Regions from separate parts of the Homo sapiens genome. Here all the other regions are linked to region 1. The links are chromatin contacts, found by Hi-C or POLR2A ChIA-PET in ENCODE. All regions are on one chromosome and are shown on one strand. Each heading gives the region's core, a stretch centred on a gene start or an enhancer-like site at or near the end of the contact. The rest is flanking DNA. Distances are from core to core; before and after follow the strand shown. Region 1 has its middle 43 kb from the start of ETS1. Region 2 has its middle 120 kb from the start of MIR6090. Region 3 overlaps KCNJ1 (potassium inwardly rectifying channel subfamily J member 1). Region 4 overlaps LOC124902789 (a long non-coding RNA gene). Region 5 overlaps ETS1 (ETS proto-oncogene 1, transcription factor). Region 6 overlaps FLI1 (Fli-1 proto-oncogene, ETS transcription factor).

Region 1 (2,984 bases), core at 327-2,826:
CCTCTCCACACAGAAGACAGTTTCTTGCCCCTCTCCTCGCATCCCAAAACTCACCTGTCCTTTTCTTTAAAATATTGTATGCAAAGGAGTTTCTCCTTGTATTTGTTTCTCCTTGCATTTGTAACAGATGTAATTGGGAAGTGATTCCTGAACTAACTTTTTCTCCTATTGTTACAGGTTAATGTCAACAATCAGAATACTAATATAGTAAGAGTTAATTAATTTTTTGGATTCATACATAATTTTTAAGTAATATGCCAACTGTCCAAATACTATGTACTGGTTTTCTTGCCTATTAATTTGATGCTTCCTTTTCATATAATTTTTCCCCATAATGAGATATCACCTTACAATAGTGAGGATGGCTGTTATCAAAAGAACAAAAGATAAAAAGTGTTGGTGAGGATGTGGAGAAATTCGAACTCTGGCGCAGATGGTGGGAATGTAAAATGGTATAGCCGCTATGGAAAACAGTAGGGAGGTTCCTCAAAAAGAGGAAAACAGAACTAATATAGGATCCAGCCATTCCACTTTTAGGTATTTATCCAAAAGAATTGAAATCATGATCTTGGAGAAATATTAACATGCTCATGTTCATTGTAGCACTGTCAAGATGAGCTAAGATGTGGAAACAACCTAAATGTTCATCAATGGGCGAATAAAGAAAATGGGTAGATACAGACAGTGGAATATTACTCGGCCTTAAAAAAAAATGAAAATCGTGCCATATGTGACAACATGGATGGACCTGAAGGACAGTATGCAAAGGGAAATAAGCCAGTCACACGAGCATTAACTGATTTTCCTACATGCAGTAAGCATCCTCTTAGTCATCTCTTCTTACTGATTCCCTGCCTCTATGGTAGCTTTTATTAAGGTGGTCGACCAAGAATGGGAATAATTATGGCTATTATTTGTTGGGCATTTATTCTGTGCCAGTCCAGGGCTATGTGGTTGACATTTCTCTTTCTAGTCCTCACGGTGGTCCCACCTGGTAAGTATGGGCATCAGTGTGACATGTGGCGGTGAGTCCAGGCTCCGGACTGCACCACATGCGTTCAGCCCTGTTTTTTTCAGTTAGCAGCTGTGAAGGCTTCTGACTCACTCCAGGCCCTAGTTTTCTTATTTGTACAAAGTGGGTACTAATAGCACACAAACTAGAGGGTTTTAGCAAGAACTAAATGAGCTAACACATGCTAAACACTTAGGACAAAGCCTGCACATAGTAAGCAATTAAAAAAATCACTTTGTATTCTACATTATACAGAAAGAGAAAGTGAGTTAGAGAGATTAAGTAACTTGTCTGTGCTGGAATTCAATCCAAGGCCTTTGACCTGTTTTATGCCAAAGCTCAATCTCTTCTCAACTATGTGGGAACATGCAGAAATAGCTTGTTGTTGTCAGAACTGGGTTTTGAATGCAGCTATTGGGTTTTGCCACACGCTAACCTGCCTTTGGGCCTAGATGGTGGTTTGTCTTGGCTGGTCGGATACGGAGGGCTGGAGGTTCCTCATTTTATCCTCTTTTACTGTACCCCTCTACGTTGGCCTTCAGGGGGCGCCATTGAGCTGTATTCGCTAGGTTCCAGGAGGAAGGACCTCAGTACAATTTGAAATTACACATGATGAAAAGAAAAACTCAAAGGCCGAAATCCAAACTGCTAAGACTTTTGTCTTTATGAAAAAACAGTTCCTGAAAAACAAAATTCCTCCCCTGGAAGAATGAGAGGACTTTTCAGAAGTCAAGGTTATTGCAATGTTTTTTTTTTTTTTTTTTTCTGTGCTCAACATATCTGTACTTAAAAAAAAAAAACAACAAACAAAAACTATAAAGTTACTTCAAAATAGAACAAAACAAAAAAGCACCAAAGACACTGAAATACAAAAACTTTGGAGACCGGAGATAATTTTCAGAACCTGCAACCTTAACCTTGTCAGGGAAGGTGTTCTAAAACCTGTCTCTCCATCCACAGAATAAAACAAATGTTTAACTCTGGTTAATGCTAACAAGGATCTAACACATCAGAGAGCATGGAAGCCCTGGAAAATAATTGCGACCAATTTTCCTTTGCTGATTTGCCAAATCTGAGGTTCCAGACGGCATGACTTCCCTGGAAGCATTCAACAGGAAAGCCCACCTGTCTCCATGGCCAGCCTTAGCCCACCTGGGGCCTTGCCACACCTACTATCTGACCTCTGGCCTAATCCCAATGCCAGCCTGTGAAGCCAGCTTCTATGTGGAACCAGTGCTCTTGGAGAATTGTCAAAGCCCTATGATGACCCTTTGTCCACAAATGGTGTACAGTCTGATCATTCTTTGTCTCTCTCTCTCCTCTCAGGCATACATTAAGTGTGGGAGAGAGCTATCCTGCTCAAAAGAGAGTGCTCCCCATTCTGACACATCTGGAAATCATCTGGCAAATGTCTTCTGACCGTCTCTGAGTGAAAAAGCCTTCGAGTGCATCAGCCCATTTCAGCTCCACAACTTTCTCTTGTGATCATCCCTGTTTTACAGGATATGGAGGGGTAAGGTGACTTCAGTGTCACCTAGCTCCTGGAGTCGCTATGTCGAGGTTCTGGCTCTTTTGATTTAAGTCCAGGAGTCTATAAATGACCAGATCTTCCACTTTTGCTGAGCAGAACCTGAGGCTGAAGCTAAAATTCACACAGCTTCATCCTTCATTGGCTGTCTCTCCTCACCTTTGCAGGGCTTCCTGGGGCTGTCCTGATAAGAGAACCTTTGCTATGATCCCCTCAAATCCCTCCCTTTGGCAAAATGATTAGGGCCTATCTGATGGAATGTGAGGTACACTCAGAAGTCCCCTCCAATCTCCCGCAGGGTCCCCGATTTTGATCTTAGCCTTCCTGGCTTCATGCTCACCACTACCTGCTGCAGCCCTGGCCAGAATCCTTCCATTCTGTAGAATGCAAACACCTTCAGAAGGGGATGGCTACTTTCATCCCTAAGGTCTTACTGTGATCTGG
Region 2 (2,984 bases), core at 334-2,833, 230 kb after region 1:
ATAGGAATTCTGTAACCAGAAAAACATAAAGAATTAAAAATAGAATCCGGACTTCTAAGGATCTGCAAATAGAGTAGTACATGGAGAAAAAGCTTCTTATTATTTATAGGCCATTCTCGTTGCAAGAGATTTAATCATTTTAATATGAAAAATATGCATGGTCCATCTGGTGGCTACCTCTTCACCTCAGTTGCTTCTCTCAGCAACCATGCCTGTTGGCATATACTGTAGTTGCACAGGGAACTAGTTTTGAAGTTAGAAGACGAGTTTTAATTTTATTTCCTTTATTACTTATGTGACTTTGAGTAAATTACTTTTTTCTTTCTAAATTTTAGGTAACTCACCTGCAAAATGAGAATCAGAATATCCATTATGCAGGAATTCAATGAAGATTCAATGACATAATCGTCTGTTCAGTCCAGACCCTGAAATATAGCAGGCCCTTGGTAAAGGTTAATTGATTCTAGATCTGTTTGGAGTTAGAAAATAGCTCAAAAGTATAGGCCTTGACACTACTCAAAAACATACTAGCTATTCTTCACCAAAACTGCTTATCCACAAATAACTATATATGTAAAATAAGAATAAATGAATACATAAATATAAATATATATATATGACATCAACATATACAAGCTTTTTTGTTATGGCATTTCACACTGACAGAATAATTTTTATAATGATATGAAACCATTTTATTTTTGGTTAGGTTAATGCCCCTTTGCTGTTAGAGCCAGCAAATGCCCAGCAAAACACGAGAAAAATTAAGCATCTAACCTCGTTGGTTCAGGATTGGTACTTTGTAAAGATAAGACACTTAGAAGATAGATACAATTAAAATAAGACAAGAAACAAGGCAGAAATTAGAGGTGACATATTCATTTGGACGGCCATCAACCACAATCTACTCAGCTGTATTCCTAATTAGTACTTAGGCATCTTAGTTTCTATCCAGCTTCTAAGCCTAATTACTTCCTCGACCATTATTTATTACCTGGTGTGGTAAGACTGATGCAATTATTCCCATTTCATAGTAAACATGAATAAACCAGAGGGAAGCTAAGTAATTTCCTGAAGGCACCCAATGTCTGTTATGGAGTTAGGGTGGAATTCAGACAGGCTTTGAGTAATTTTAAAATAAAATACCTTTAGCAGAGTGAAGCTGGGTTTGCCTAATAACCTCTATTAAGTCGTGAGCACAGGGCCATGTGTGAAAGTGGCTTACTGCATGTTGAATGTTAAGTGAGCGAGCACACTCCACATGGCTAGGGTAACTATTTTATAACTCACCATTCAAAGCGGAACACCTCTGATTGTGAAAGAGAGCACTATAATAAATATTCTGGAGCAACATGTATAAACAAGACTGTCATGGAAATTTCAAGACATATGATCACACTATCTAAAGCAGATCACTCCAGTGAGCCATCTGAGGTTCTTGGAATAGCAGAGCCACTCTCTGCAAGCAGTCTGCAATTTGACCCTGGAACTTGCAGCCCAGGCTTTCTTGAAGATTCTTGGTTTAGAATCATGGAAATGACATCATCCTGAATCAACTGATCATATCCTCTTTTGTGCCACATTCAGTGGGTACCATGTGCTAAAGAGAGAATTTCATGTAATTACAGTTGATTACATAAATGGTTCTTGTCACCTTAGTCTACATAACTGAAGTCAGAGTTTCTTGAAAGTAGCATAGAGAATCATAAAAATTATTTAGTGAATCTCTAGAATATGGTATTTCTTTCTTTGGGTAAAAATGCCTGTTTCTTTCTCTTTTAACAAGTTTTTGAAGAAACTGGTTTTAAGTTTCTGAATCAAACACAGATTTTTCTTAAACTATTTGCATCTTTAATTTCCTCTTTTAGGTCTCCTGTGAAAGCTCATTTGGTGGTTTTGTAATACTTCAGTAAATTTAGCTCCTGGTATGTGATTTAAAGAGAACTATTGAACACTGTATTGTGATATAGTGGAAACAATACAGGACTAAAAAGAATAGTGTTTTGTGTTTTGATCCAAGTTTACCATTAAGTTGCTCTTGACTTGAAATGAGTTATTCAAGCTTTCTAGGTCTCAGTATTTCTCTCTCTCTCTCTCTCTCTGTCTCTGTTTCTGTCTCCCCACCTCCACATATACAGTAGTCATGCATCACTTAAAAACAGGAATACATTTGGCTGGGCACAGTGGCTCATGTCTGTAATCCCAGCACTTTGGGAGGCCGAGGTGAGCAGATCACCTGAGGTCAGGAGTTCGAGACCAGTCTGACCAATGTGGAGAAACCCTGTCTCTACTAAAAATACAAAATTAGCTGGGGGTGGTGGCGCATGCCTGTAATTGCAGCTACTTGGGAGGCTGAGGCAGGAGAATCGCTTGAATCCGGGAGGTGGAGGTTGCAGTGAGCTGAGATCGCAACACTGCAGTCCAGCCTGGGCAACAAGAGCAAAACTCTGTCTCAAAAAAAAAAAAAAAAAAAAAAAAAAAAAAAAAAAAAAACCACCACCACCACCAACAAAAAAACAGGGATACATTCTGAAAAATGTGTCATTAGGCAATATTATAGTATGCAAACATCCTAGAGTGTACTTACACAACTCTAGGTGGTACAGCCTACTACACACCTAAACTATATGGTATAGCCTATGGCTCCTAGGGTACAGACATGTACAGCATGTGACTGTACTGAATACTGTAGGCAATTGTAACACAATGGAAAGTATTTGTGTATCTAAACAGAGAAAAGGTACAGTAAAAATACAGTATTATCATCTTATGGGAGCACTGCGGTTGGTCATTGACTGAAATGTTATGTGCAAATGATTATATATACACATAGATATATACAATACATAATAAATAGATATACAATATTATATATATATATATATATATATATATATATTTCTGTACCACACAAGCTGTGTCCATTCATCAGTTGATGAACCTTTGAGTTGTTTCCACTTTTTGGTTATTATGAACAGAGCTGC
Region 3 (2,984 bases), core at 211-2,710, 220 kb before region 1:
GACTGCTTCACCCAAACACACCTGGGCAGCAGCAGGGAAGAGCTTCTCCTGCAGACCCTGGGAGAAGAGACATCTCCCACACTAGCAGAGGTTCTGTTTAGCAGTGAGGGTGAGCAGAATAATACTTTCCGTACTCCAAGCTCTTGTGGCAGAGAAAATCATTCTGATGGTGGTGCCTTCAGGAGCACAGTAACCACTTGCTAGAGAAGGCAGGTGCTGAGTTCAGCCGAGGTTCCAACAAGGGCCCAAAGGCATGGGGAAGTGGGTTGAGAGTTGAGGGGAAGTCGGTCGCGACTGTACTGTGTGACAGGCACTTTACATGTGTGTTTTTTCTATCCCAGCTTTATTGCAATATAATTCTCATAAAATAAAACCCACTAATTTGAAGTGTGTAAGAGGTGGTTTTCAGTGTATTCACAGAGTTGCACAGCCATCATTACAATCAATACCGGAACATTTTCATCACCCCCAAAAGAACCTGGTGCCCATTAGCAGTCACTCCCCATCCGCCTCTTCCCCAGCCCCTGGCAGCCACCAGTCTAACTCTCTTTCTCTGTAGATTTGCCTATTCTAACATCTCATCTACATGGAATCATACAATCTCTGGCCTCTTTCACTGGCCAAATGTTTTCCAGGTCCATCCATGTTGTAGTATCTACCAGTACTTTATTCCTTTTTAGAGCTGAATAATATTCCACTGTATGGATATGTCACATTTTATTTATTGATTCATCAGCTGATGGACATCAACTGTTTCAAAAGCTTCCACTCTTTGGCTATTATGAATAATCCTGCTATTCACATACTCATTTTACGTGGATATGTGTATTTCTCACTGAATCCTCATAACAACAAAGGCACTAGAATCATCAATATAGTATGGAAAAGTGCAGCTCAGAGAGGTTAAGGAACGTCTTTGAGACTGAAACGCTTCTTTTGATTTGGCTTGATTTTGATAGAATGGCAAATAAGTGGAAATAAAGTGGAATTTAATTTTACCTTTTCCAGGTCATTATACACACCACTGAGTGAAAAGAAACAAGGAAAGGAATGAGAGAAAGTGCGTCAGCAGGCCTTTTGTAGGTACCACCGGCCTCTCCTGAGAGGTCGGTCTCAGTGAGGGCCCTGAGCTTGCCTGCCTTGGCATGGCTCTAAGGTCTAGGGGGATGCCCCCCTTCCTGCTTGTCTTCCTTGTTTCAGAGGCAGACACGAGGATTGGTCAAGAGCAGTTCAAGACATTTGCTGGAGGACGCAGCTGGGAAGTCTCCCGGGCAGTGTCCTGTTCTGAGAGGGCTCCTGGGTGGGCTGTGCCCGGTAATGAGGATGGGGGCATGCTAAATGCCAGCAAGAAGAGCCCCAGTGAGAAGACTCCAGCATTTGCTGAAGGGCAGCTCTATGGCATGGAACAAAGGGTCACCGAAGCTGCTGGCTCTGCTCCCTCTGGCTCCAGGGCTTTCCCAGAAAGCACTTGAACATGGGAGGGTGGGTGATATGACGTGCCGCTCCATTAATGTAACTCTGATGGCTTGGCAGAACCCAAGCCGAAACTGGTAATCATTGACCCTTTGAGGGTCAATGATACCCGTGGGCATAGCAACGGAGTCAACAGAAATGCTGGCTCTTCCACTAATCCCCTAGAGCCTGGCTCTTCTCACCTCCTTTCTGAGAAGCAGGATGCTATTGCAGCCTGCACAGTAGCAAGAGCAGCCCAGGATTAAAGGCCTCACAGATAGGGACAAGATTGCCTCCTTTCATTCAATGCATGGCAGGAGCTTGAAGGAGAAACTGGAGTTGCACGTAGTATGACTCAAGGTATTAACAGCTTGATCACGTTCTATGTCCAAGTGTGGTCTAAGCTCTTTCCATCCATCTGTAAGATAGATATAAAAGCCCCCATTTTTCAGATGAGGAAATTGACACACTGAATACCCAATGTTAGAGCTAGTAAGTGACTGATTTCAGATTCAAACACTGGAAACCCACTTCTTAAATCTTACCCCATAGGCCACTTGTTGGGACTGGGACAGAGAAACTTCAAACACGCTAAGGTGTGGGCCTAGAAGGCATCCAAATCCCTCTCCAAACCCAAGCACGTGGTGCTCTGTGCCTTAGATCTTGTGTGTCTGTGGAAGCTGGGCTACACCAGCCTTCTTTGCCTCATGCAACATAATGAATACTAGTCTCCGAGTGTCCATACTGAAGACATTAGTTGAATTTTTTCCATTTTATAAATTGTCAAGGTTGGGCATCCTATATGTTTTCTTTAAAACAAAGTGTACATTCTTGTTGCAGACGCTCGGTAAAGCATGTTCAGGCCTCCCGTCCACATGGAATCCATTCCTTTCTGGTCTGGAAAGACTGAGTTGATTTAATACCAACCCAAACCACACAGAACTAGAAGGGTCAGACTAATAACAGATCTCTGCACACATAATAGCTACAACTTTTTAATAAACACTGGAATTCCTTCATTAAACTCCAGTGCCATTTGAGGTGGGTGGCTGAATATGAGACTTAAGAACAGTTTCATTACAGATTTATCCGGTTTTTAGAACAACCATCTCCTCCTCAACACACACACAGGATAAACAAGTGGAAGAATGATTATTTGATTTGCAAAAATTATTCTTCACTTTATAAAATAATCCACTATAGGATTCCTATAAATATCTAATATCCTAATGCATATGTAATATGATTCACCATACACAATTTCTGTCTACATACATCTTTTGAGAGTATACAGTGATTTCAATATGGAATTATATATCTAGATGTGTACAATGATATTTTCAAGGCAGTGGTGTTCTTTTTAATAGTAATAAGAATAAACAGACCATGAGAACAGGAAAGACTGTGGATCATTGTGTTAATTTACTTTTCAATCCTAAATTCACTAGAAACTAGAATGGGCTAGTTAGGGAGATGTGGCCTCAGTGTGTGGTAGAGGTTTGAGAACTTGGGTTAAAGTTGAGTCCACTGGA
Region 4 (2,984 bases), core at 345-2,844, 180 kb after region 1:
AATAAATAAATATGTCTGTATTGAAGGTGGTTCTTAAAAATGTTTACTGATGGGAGTATAGGGTCAGAAAAGTTTTGAAATGACTGCTGTAAAGGAATATTTGCTGAGGGCCAGCAAGATTTCTGCTGGTGGTGGGAAAAGCCCAACATTTGCAACAGATAAAAATCAGTGTTTAAATTCTGACTCTACCACTCAAGTTTACACACTCAGTTTACTATGTGACTTTGGGAATACATGTAACTTTTCTGAGCCTCAGTTTCCTCAAAATAACAATAGTGACACTTACCCCACAGATCTATTGTGAGGATCAGTGAAATACTTTCTATTGAGGGTCCAGGGTAGAACTTGACATATAGTAAGCAATGCTCAAGAAGTGTTTGACTTCTCCACTCTCCCCTTGCTTCTGCTGGGAAGCTAGGGAAGAGCTGTGGGCTCAAGATGGAGCCCATTCTTGGCAAAAGCCTGCTGGTGGGCCCAGGGAGCTTCCCTCATGACTGAGAAGGTCAGCCTGGATTTTCTAACACATCACTAATGGCCTGTTCTTGGCTCTAAGAGGAGAGGACTGTGTGTGTATGTATTTAAAACCACTTTGGGTAGGCCTTCCTGGTGGCTTCCTAACCAGTATGAAACAAACGGTTATATGTTGGTTTCAGTCCAGTTCCCAGCAGACAATCTTTTTTCAAAAAAACGTATGTGTCAGAAGGTATCACACAACAGGGCCACAACTGGCAGGAAGTAGCCCCCCATTATGCAACTGAGCCAAAGTTCTCAGAAGTGAATGAGCCATGGAAAATTAGAACCCCCCACTGAGCCTGGAGCTTGGTCTCTGCCAGAACATTTGGACAGCCAAGCTATGCTATAAAGAAGGAAAAAAGCAATGTGTATGTATCAGAGGGATGGGGTTCAGTTCTTCTAGTTCCTTTCCCAGGCTCCCATTTTGCACACAAGGATACAAGAAGGATGCTGAAGACATCCTAGTGTGAGAGCCTCAATCTTCCTCTCTACCAACTCTGATCCATATTGCTGCTCAAACTGGGATTCATATTCTCTGGACAAAGCCACATGCAGGCTCTGAGAGAGCACTGACCAGCTTGTATATATGGAGGTCATTACGTGTCAGACTCCCCATTCTCAGCAGTGCTTCAGGCTCCAGCCTTAATCCTAGATCCACTACCCCCTTGCAGTTGGTCCTGGGAGAGATTTTTGGGAGTCAGAGACTCCATTCCAAGCTGAAAGAACTTGATCAATGAATGTTTCCTTCACAGTTGTAAACTGGGAGATGAAGGAAAACAAATGAAGCTGTTAAAGGCCAGGGCTCAGAGTACATTTTCGGAATGGAAAGAGACTATATATAAAGAAATAGCAAAGGAGGAGTGAGCTGGTCTGACTGCAGGGTCTTACCTGAACACAATTCACAGGGAAAACTGCTGTGGCCCATTGCTCCCTGAGCAACCTCATGGGTGTGCTCTCCCACAGCCCATTCCAAACAGGTGACCAACCTGTGAGTCAGGCTTGCCTGGGCTGGAGGCAGCTGATACAGGGAATTCACCATTTCCATTCCCGTAACCTGAAAGCGTTGAACTTTGGTCTCTGAGGTTTCACTCCGACAGGGGACAAAACAACCCTTGTTTTTATAACTTGCCTACAGGTTATAAGGAAGGAACACTTTTCTTCCCTCTCCCACCGGCTGCCATACTTGGTCTTAGGTTTGTTTTTTTTTTTTTTTTTTTTCCTCTGAGCCACCCACCTCTTTCCTTGTCTCAGGTCAGACTTTCTTGGGTTTCAGATTAACTGTGCTTGATTTGTGACTCTGACATTTGGATAATTCACTTTCCCATTTTAATAGTTAACTCCCAGAGTCCAATGTGCCAATTCCTATGCTCGTAGACAGTAATGTATTTCTGGGATTCTTCTATCCTACCAAGCATTCTTTACTCTCTGAATTTCAGAAATCCGTCTTGAGGGCTTAATTCTCTTAGAATCAAAATACCGACTTCAGAAGCAGGCAGACCTAAGATCAAGTTGAGGGTCCTTGGACACATAACCATAAGTCTGAATCACTGTTTTCTCTTTTGCAAATGGGATAATACCTACTTGATAGAGTTGTTATATTGTTTAAATAGAATCATGTAATAAAGTGACTTTTAAAGGACCTGATACATGGCAAATGCCCAATAAATATTTGTTTCCTCTCCTTTATCCATTCTACAAGGTAGAGAGTCCCCCTTAAATTGTTTCATTAAATATTAGTTTTATGTATTTTTAAAAGGTTATATATATTGAAAATTTAGATAACATGAAAATATTCAGAAGCCAATTAGAAAACTACCTGATATTCTTCACTATTGAAATTTTAGTATAAATCTTTTCAGCATTTAATTATGTACACATATATTTGATACCAAACATGATTTTTATAGAGGTAAAATTGATATACAGTGATATGCACAGATTTTGAGCAGTTTGATGAATTTTAATAGGTACATTTGTGTAAGCAATACCCCAGAAAATTCCAATATCCACACCCTACCGTCAATCACTATTCTGATTTCTATTGGCATAGTTTTGCCTGTTCTTGAACTTTATAATTTATGGGCATTGGGTATAGTACTGAAAGGTTTTGCCTCAATAGTAAAGCAAAATTAGCCCGAGAGTAAATGCTGTTCTGTTCCTGCCAAATAAAGCTTAAAGGCAAGACTCGAAAGGGTCAAACTATTTCCAAGTAACTTAACTCAAGAGTATTTTTAGGAATACAAAAATATCCACCCAGTCCACAATGTCTGGCATCCAATAAAGAATTACCAGGCATACTAAGAAGCAGGAAAATATGACCCATAATGAAGAAAAAAATCAGCCAGTTGAAAATTTCCAAGAAATGACACAGACGATAGAATTAGTACCCAAGGACATTAAAAGAGAGTAACAATTTCACATGTTGAAGAAGCTAGAGAAAAGACCAAACATGCCAAATGCGATACAAAAGA
Region 5 (2,984 bases), core at 248-2,747, 160 kb after region 1:
TAAAAATTTTTACATTCGTATACTGTAACTTTTTTTTCCTTAACCTCCAACTTTCTACTTTTTCAAAGTTGCCATACGAAGGCCAATTTAATCCTTGGAAGTCTAATTAGATTTTTTCTAGTGCTTTTACAATTTTTTTTAAATGCATCTTTTTTCTTGTTTTTTACTGAAAATTGTTTTTAAAAATATATTTTCTGTTGTTTCATTCTTCTTTGTAATTCCATTATTGTATATTCAGTTGCTCCTAAATTGTTCACCTCTTTAAGTGTCTTTCTCTCTCTCTGTCTATATATATGTATATATGCAGATTTTTGTAATAAGGACTTAATTTACATTTTTATAAACTAAAGAGAAGCAGAGATTACTATTTCCATTTTAGGAAAGGAAAAAGTAAAGCCCAGAGAGATTAAATGAGTTGCATAAGATTGCATATGGTGATTCAGGTAAGAACTGATATCAAAGCCTCGTACCCTCAACTCCCTACCCGGGGCTTTCCCACAGGCATCATATATTTTAATTTTATAGGATGCCGTCATCACTCAGTACTCCACTGCCTGACATGTAAAATGGCTTTTATTTTTAAATTTTTTGACACTCCTCCTCCTTTCGTTTTTGATCTAACATGCAAGAGACATGAACTCGGCAGTCAAAGACTGGTTTTAACTGATTTGAGAGCTGTTTTCTCACTCTTTTTCATGGTTAGATACTGGCTATCTCAGCAACAAATACAAGTTTATAAAGTTGTTGTTTGTTCATCATCGTGTTCAGCAAGTATGCTTTCCAAACACCTGTCAGAATGTTCTTTGTTGTTTGAGTTGAATTATTGGAAGTTATATTCCCAATCACTGCCCTTGAGTTATTAGCCACTGATACAGGAACACGTTTATAGAATATACTGACACAGAGTGAGTCTTTAAACCACGGCCGTATTGGCCAGTTATAGAATGTTATACATGGAGTGTGTTAGAGATGAGATAAGATTGGGTCAGGGTGGGGCAAAGAAAATATACAACTCAGAAGAAATGAGAGACATAGAACTCAGCCAAAATATCAAGCACTCCTGGCCCTTAATCTTCTTAAAATAATTTTCTCAGGGTCTTGATTGCCAGTCAGTCCAGCAATACAGTTTCTTGAGTTATTCATCCTCAGGCAACAAGACTTTGTGCAGCTTCAGGTTGAGCTTGGTCCAGAGGCCAAGAAACTGTCAGGATGTTTTCTGTTTTGTCCTTAAACTTAATGGAAATCAGGAGATTTAGGGGCCTTTGTGAATGGTGATTTAGAAGAGGGTTGACAGAAAGGGGTGATGCTTGGACTGGGGAGTCACCCACCCCACCCTCAGAGGTGCGTCCTCCTGTGGTAGCATGAAAGGCAGATTGATACACTTGTGAACAGATGGGTCATTTCTGGATTCGAATGTTCTGTTTTTGCCATCATCGTTTGGCTGTGGGTAGAGACACCTGGCTGGAAGGGAGGGGCCAGCAGGCCTGTTCCTCTGTTTTAGGGCCACCTGCCAGATGTGTGCTATCAGGGCAGAGTCAGCCCTATTGCAAGGGTGACCAACCATGAGAGTTTCATAGGTTAAAATAAATGTGGTGTCCTGCCCACACCGAGGTATTTGATTTGACTTTTAGAATAGAGCTAAAGGGATTAGCTTCTTAAAGTAGCAAATTAACTCCCAAAGGACAGGTAGTCATTTTCATTTTTGGGAACACGTTGATGAAATGCAGCCTGAGGGTCACCCATATTGTTTGGCCCCAAATATTGTTTAATAGAGAGAAGCCATTTGAGCGGACTTTCTAATCCATATGCCTTTCTTCAGAGGAGGTTTGTTTCAGTAATGTAATTTAGAAAATATTTAATGAGTACCTGCTGAAGACAAGCTATCATACCTGGCATTGAGGATATATGGCTCAGTAAGATATAGTCTGTGTTCTCAGGGAGAACATGTCAAATGACACAGTCATTCAACAGCAAAGAATTTTTTGTTTGTTGGTGTTTGTTGGTGAGGCACTGTGCTAGGCTTTGGGTTGAAGCAGTGAAAAAACAAAGTCCTTGTCCTTACAGCATATATTCTAGTGATGGGAGAAATGGACAGAGACCAAACCAATGGGGTGGTCTTGGTGTAAGCCATGTACTATGGAAATATGAGGAGACTGCCTGGGAAGGTGCCTGCCCAGCGTTGACCTCCTTCTGTTTGGAAGAAAACTCCTGTGTTCTCCTCTCAGCAGAGCACAGGTGACAAGAGTGAGAACTTGTGGTTGAAATGGAAATGAGGAAGGAGTAGAAGGAAAAAGTGAAGTTCAACCTGACCCTGTTCACTTGCTGTGAGGATGTCCTTGTCACAGGCAGGCAACTCCCAGATCTGGAAAATGAGAAGAATGATACTGACAAATCGGGAAATGGAAGGGATTTCCATCAAGAGCATGTTACTAACACCTTGTCCTAGCCCATTGCTATATATGTATTTATGCTGCTCAGTTCTCAGCCTCAGGGCAAGGGACCAGAATAGCAGGGGATTTTTAATAACCAGCTCCTCATTGAGACAGATAGTGGGCCTTGCAGCTCCCAGACAAGGAAATATGACCCAAATGAGCAGTAATTTACTTGAAGCTTTACTTTTTTTAAAAAGTGAGATTGTTGCCTTAGATTTGAGGAGCCTTGGGGGTCCCCTTAGGGGGTGAACATCCTTGGTGTGATTTGCTTTGTAGGCTTGGGAGCTCTCCAAGTTCCTACCTGGTATTTCTTCTTCAGAGCTTGTAGCACGTTCTTCAAATCAGACCTGTCAGTGTGTAGTAAGAACTGTCCTCTTCTCCAGAGGCTGAGAAGAACAAAGCAGTAGAAGGAAATTCCCCTGCAGCCGCCTGAGAGGGAGGGTGGAGAGGGAGCAGACAGCAGGGGGTGTGGAGGCTCCGTGCCATGGGAGATGGGTGTGTGGAGTGTGTGTGTGGTGCTCTCCCGCCCGCATGGCTCTGGAAAGAGACCTC
Region 6 (2,984 bases), core at 335-2,834, 150 kb before region 1:
GCAAGCGTCCCAGTGCCAAAGCCTTTGTCTCCTGCCTCGCTGTGACCATAGAATTCACCAGTGCCCCCTCACAGCCAGCCTATTGAATCCAGGTCTCTCTTTTCTCTGGGCTGCACTGCTATATCAACAGCTCTGGCTGAGTGTGCAGGAGCGGGAGGGTGCAAGGCTCTGGGATCTTTAAACAACAATCCTGGCTGACTACTGGGTCCAGGGAAACCTGGCCTTTTGTTCAGCTGGCATTCTGTTCTCCTTCACCAGTCAAACCCAGGCCTGGAAGTGATAAGATTGCACCAGCTTAATTGCCCAGACTCAAAACCTCTGCCCGACCATCTGAGGCTGCAGGTGGAAAGACCAGAAAATGCAAAATGTGTTTTCCATTAAAGTTTAAATTAAAAATGGGAATGAAGATAGACACCCTTTCCGTGGTCTCCCGGTCGCGCAGTTTCATTCTTTTGAGCAGCCACTGTTTGAAGACGCAGTTTCTTAGTGTTTTTTTTTCCAGGTCAGACCCAGATTGACATACAAAACGAACTTGTTTGTAAAACTTAAAAAAGGCTCTTTTTCTTTCTGCCTCCCCACCTCCCCCGGGGCCTCGGGGCTCCCAGCCTTGCGCAAACTCCCCCCAGCGGCCCTGAGCCTGAACTGCCAGCCCGGCGCCCTCCGTTTCTTCGAGGTCCTTCCCCGCCTTGGCCTGAGAAGGGACAAATCTCGTTCCCGCAGCAGCTGCTGCGAAGGCTCCTCTGCCACACGGGGTGTGTCCGGGAGAGATACTGGTGGGGCCGACAGTCAGGCCCAGAGAAGGACAAAGTTAGCGTGGTGATAGGTTTGGCTTAATCGGCCTCCTTCCAGGAGGCCACAGGAAAGTTTTTGGAAAGCATTTATCTCTTGGTACAAATGACAACAGAAAATGCTGTGGGGGAAGTGGCCGGGCTGCCCACGTGGAAGGCCGGGAGTGAGGCTGCCTTGCCTGTGTGGCGCAGGCTGGCTTGCTGTCTCCAGGGCCGGGGGAACGTCGGCAACGCGAGGCCAGGGACTGGGACTCCAGAGGCCCTAGTCTGAGATGCCAGGTGCTCTCAATCGGCTGGATGCCTTTGAACCAATTTCTGAAGCTGTCTGGGCCTCAGTGGGTTCAGCTTCAAAATGGGTACTGTAGATAGTTGTCCACAAGGGGGCAACCTTTTTTCCTCTGAAGACAGAGCCTCGGTCTATCGCCCAGGCCAGAGTGCGGTGGTGCGATCTCAGCTCACTGCAGCCTCCCCCTCCCGCATTCAAGCGACTCTCCTGCCTCAGCCTCCCAAGTAGCTAGGATTACAGGCGCCCACCACCACACCTGGCTCATTTTTGTATGTTTAGTAGAGACGGGGTTTCACCACGTTGGCCAGGCTGGTCTCCAACTTCTGGCCTCAGGTGATCCACCCGCCTTGGCCTCCCAAAGTGCTGGGATTGACAGGTGTAAACCCTGGAGTTTCCCAGGACTCATGGGAATTACCCCCAAGAACCGTGGCCACCCCAGCCATCACAGTCCTCCTTGCATTTCCTGTGGTGGTGGGGGGGAGGGGTGGGCGCCTGTGTGGCGTGTGACACAGCTCCTCTGGCACAGCTGACACGCCCAGGTGTGAAGAACAAGCACCTCCCTAGCATGCCTGGCCATCAGACAGGGTCTGTAGGGGCACAGGGAACTGCTATTTCTTCTCTACCCTGGAAAATACATTTGCATTTAAAATGTAAAAGTCTAGCTCCCCTCCCAAACCACCAGAATAAATAGTCAAGCACCTTTTGTGAAATGTAAATTTGATGCCAAAGCTTCTTATCCTATGAAGTTTTCCTTTTTCTAGACTTTCTATAAAGCCCAGAAAGATTAGATCAGAGAAGTGCCACCAACTTGGACTCTACTGACTTCCAACCAGCCACAGTCTCAGGTCCCCGATTCTGCTCTATCAACTTTCCTTCACCCTGCAGTACTTCCTCCACCGGAGTGAAGGATCTCAGCTATTTTCCATCCATCTCTTGCTAAAGTGGAAATATCTGAGCCCCACCTTCCTCTCCAATGAAAGGACAAGATGATAAAGCACAAAGAATCAGCACCCTCTCCCCTTGCCTTGACTCATCGCCTCAAACTCTCCACAAGCACTGGCCTTCCTCCTAAGCACAGAACATCCACTGGAAGTCAGTCTGGAAAAACAATAAAGTGTTTGAAGGCTTTAAAAGCGTTTAAAGTGCTGGTTGTCACGGGGGAGTTCCCAGCAATCCAGAGCAGAAACAGAGCAGACACGATCGCCAGCCCATGGCCTCCTGCAGGCGCTTAGCAGCCAGCCACCACCTCACACTAGAGGGTCCCCAAGGCTGGAACCCCAAGGTAGACACCAATTAAAAAGCAGCATGAATCTAAAAGCCTTTTGCCTGACAGTGGATCATTTTAAGTCTAGGTTCCTCAAAAGGATATTTCAATACCATGTTGGGGCAAGTTTTTTTTTTTTTTAATTTAACACGATTATTTTAATTTTTTGCTTTCGCAGGCAGACATGGTTTTTCTATCAGTGCACAGACCACTTTATAATGAGCTTTTCCACCCAACATTGTATCCTAAGCACTTCTCATGGTGTTTCCCAATAATCATTTCAATGGCAGAACAACTACTTCCCATCTTGTGGATGTACTACTGTTCGCCACCATCCTCCACTCTGGATATCTGCCCTGCATTTTCAAATGTCTTCAGTATACAAGCTGGATTCCACCTCCTCTCCACTCTGGAAATATGCTCCACTAATAAGTCCCTTTTGGGAAACCTAATATTTTTATTGATTTGGGGGCACTTTCTGTCTATAAATATTCTTAAAAAGAAAGAAGCAATTTGCTTTTTCTTGCCATGCTATACCCCCCAAAATGCCATCCTCTGCACCTCCACTTCAACCTTGTTATCTGCTCTTCTCCAATAGAAGGTCTCTCTACTGGCGACCAGTGACCACCTTCTCAGGCATTTGTCT

Evidence for each region. Hi-C counts contacts between places; a loop is a spot of excess contacts on that map. ChIA-PET counts read pairs that join two places held with the same protein, here RNA polymerase II (POLR2A). Pooled maps may share reads with other maps.
Region 2: a map of OCI-LY7 shows a loop between it and region 1 (2.9-fold over the local background). The contact joins two enhancer-like sites. A Hi-C loop is called at or near these places in 1 of 168 maps with a recorded cell type or tissue (OCI-LY7), 1 of 37 single-sample maps with no recorded cell type and 2 of 50 pooled maps. POLR2A ChIA-PET finds 5 or more read pairs at or near these places in 2 of 52 experiments (activated CD4-positive, alpha-beta T cell and activated T-cell).
Region 3: a loop to region 1 is called in a map of GM20431, with 2.5 times the contacts of the local background. The contact joins two enhancer-like sites. A Hi-C loop is called at or near these places in 7 of 168 maps with a recorded cell type or tissue (B cell, CD4-positive, alpha-beta memory T cell, GM12878 and 4 more), 14 of 37 single-sample maps with no recorded cell type and 12 of 50 pooled maps. POLR2A ChIA-PET finds 5 or more read pairs at or near these places in 3 of 52 experiments (OCI-LY7, activated B cell and activated naive CD4-positive, alpha-beta T cell).
Region 4: a map of Caco-2 shows a loop between it and region 1 (9-fold over the local background). The contact joins two enhancer-like sites. A Hi-C loop is called at or near these places in 5 of 168 maps with a recorded cell type or tissue (Caco-2, Calu3, MCF 10A and 2 more) and 5 of 50 pooled maps. POLR2A ChIA-PET finds 5 or more read pairs at or near these places in 10 of 52 experiments (CD4-positive, alpha-beta T cell, CD4-positive, alpha-beta memory T cell, CD8-positive, alpha-beta T cell and 7 more).
Region 5: a map of natural killer cell shows a loop between it and region 1 (7-fold over the local background). The contact joins two enhancer-like sites. A Hi-C loop is called at or near these places in 23 of 168 maps with a recorded cell type or tissue (B cell, CD4-positive, alpha-beta T cell, CD4-positive, alpha-beta memory T cell and 18 more), 37 of 37 single-sample maps with no recorded cell type and 24 of 50 pooled maps. POLR2A ChIA-PET finds 5 or more read pairs at or near these places in 19 of 52 experiments (B cell, CD4-positive, alpha-beta T cell, CD4-positive, alpha-beta memory T cell and 13 more).
Region 6: a map of endothelial cell of umbilical vein shows a loop between it and region 1 (2.5-fold over the local background). The contact joins two enhancer-like sites. A Hi-C loop is called at or near these places in 2 of 168 maps with a recorded cell type or tissue (GM12878 and endothelial cell of umbilical vein), 1 of 37 single-sample maps with no recorded cell type and 6 of 50 pooled maps. POLR2A ChIA-PET finds 5 or more read pairs at or near these places in 3 of 52 experiments (OCI-LY7, activated B cell and activated CD8-positive, alpha-beta memory T cell).

Annotation. Positions count from the first base shown.
Region 1 is chr11:128,629,128-128,632,111 of GRCh38, reverse strand. No RefSeq gene overlaps it. Among named protein-coding and RNA genes, the nearest start is that of ETS1, 43 kb to the right of the region's middle. Within about 2 kb of position 1,576, at least 12 of the 41 ENCODE cell types and tissues checked have a DNase peak (open chromatin) inside an H3K27ac peak, as active enhancers do; they include B cell, CD4-positive, alpha-beta T cell, CD8-positive, alpha-beta T cell and 3 more, where a contact is called at or near this core.
Region 2 is chr11:128,397,855-128,400,838 of GRCh38, reverse strand. No RefSeq gene overlaps it. Among named protein-coding and RNA genes, the nearest start is that of MIR6090, 120 kb to the left of the region's middle. Within about 2 kb of position 1,583, at least 4 of the 41 ENCODE cell types and tissues checked have a DNase peak (open chromatin) inside an H3K27ac peak, as active enhancers do; they include OCI-LY7, where a contact is called at or near this core.
Region 3 is chr11:128,851,032-128,854,015 of GRCh38, reverse strand. All of the region lies in intron 1 of KCNJ1 (potassium inwardly rectifying channel subfamily J member 1), which reads left to right. Among named protein-coding and RNA genes, the nearest start is that of KCNJ1, 15 kb to the left of the region's middle. Within about 2 kb of position 1,460, at least 4 of the 41 ENCODE cell types and tissues checked have a DNase peak (open chromatin) inside an H3K27ac peak, as active enhancers do.
Region 4 is chr11:128,447,246-128,450,229 of GRCh38, reverse strand. All of the region lies in intron 1 of LOC124902789 (a long non-coding RNA gene), which reads right to left. Among named protein-coding and RNA genes, the nearest start is that of MIR6090, 74 kb to the left of the region's middle. RefSeq lists an enhancer at 765-1,964. Within about 2 kb of position 1,594, at least 12 of the 41 ENCODE cell types and tissues checked have a DNase peak (open chromatin) inside an H3K27ac peak, as active enhancers do.
Region 5 is chr11:128,467,849-128,470,832 of GRCh38, reverse strand. All of the region lies in intron 8 of ETS1 (ETS proto-oncogene 1, transcription factor), which reads left to right. Among named protein-coding and RNA genes, the nearest start is that of MIR6090, 53 kb to the left of the region's middle. RefSeq lists enhancers at 500-599, 610-659, 960-1,079, 1,130-1,289. Within about 2 kb of position 1,497, at least 7 of the 41 ENCODE cell types and tissues checked have a DNase peak (open chromatin) inside an H3K27ac peak, as active enhancers do; they include B cell, CD4-positive, alpha-beta T cell, CD8-positive, alpha-beta T cell and 3 more, where a contact is called at or near this core.
Region 6 is chr11:128,774,856-128,777,839 of GRCh38, reverse strand. All of the region lies in intron 4 of FLI1 (Fli-1 proto-oncogene, ETS transcription factor), which reads right to left. Among named protein-coding and RNA genes, the nearest start is that of SENCR, 80 kb to the right of the region's middle. RefSeq lists an enhancer at 507-1,112. Within about 2 kb of position 1,584, at least 6 of the 41 ENCODE cell types and tissues checked have a DNase peak (open chromatin) inside an H3K27ac peak, as active enhancers do.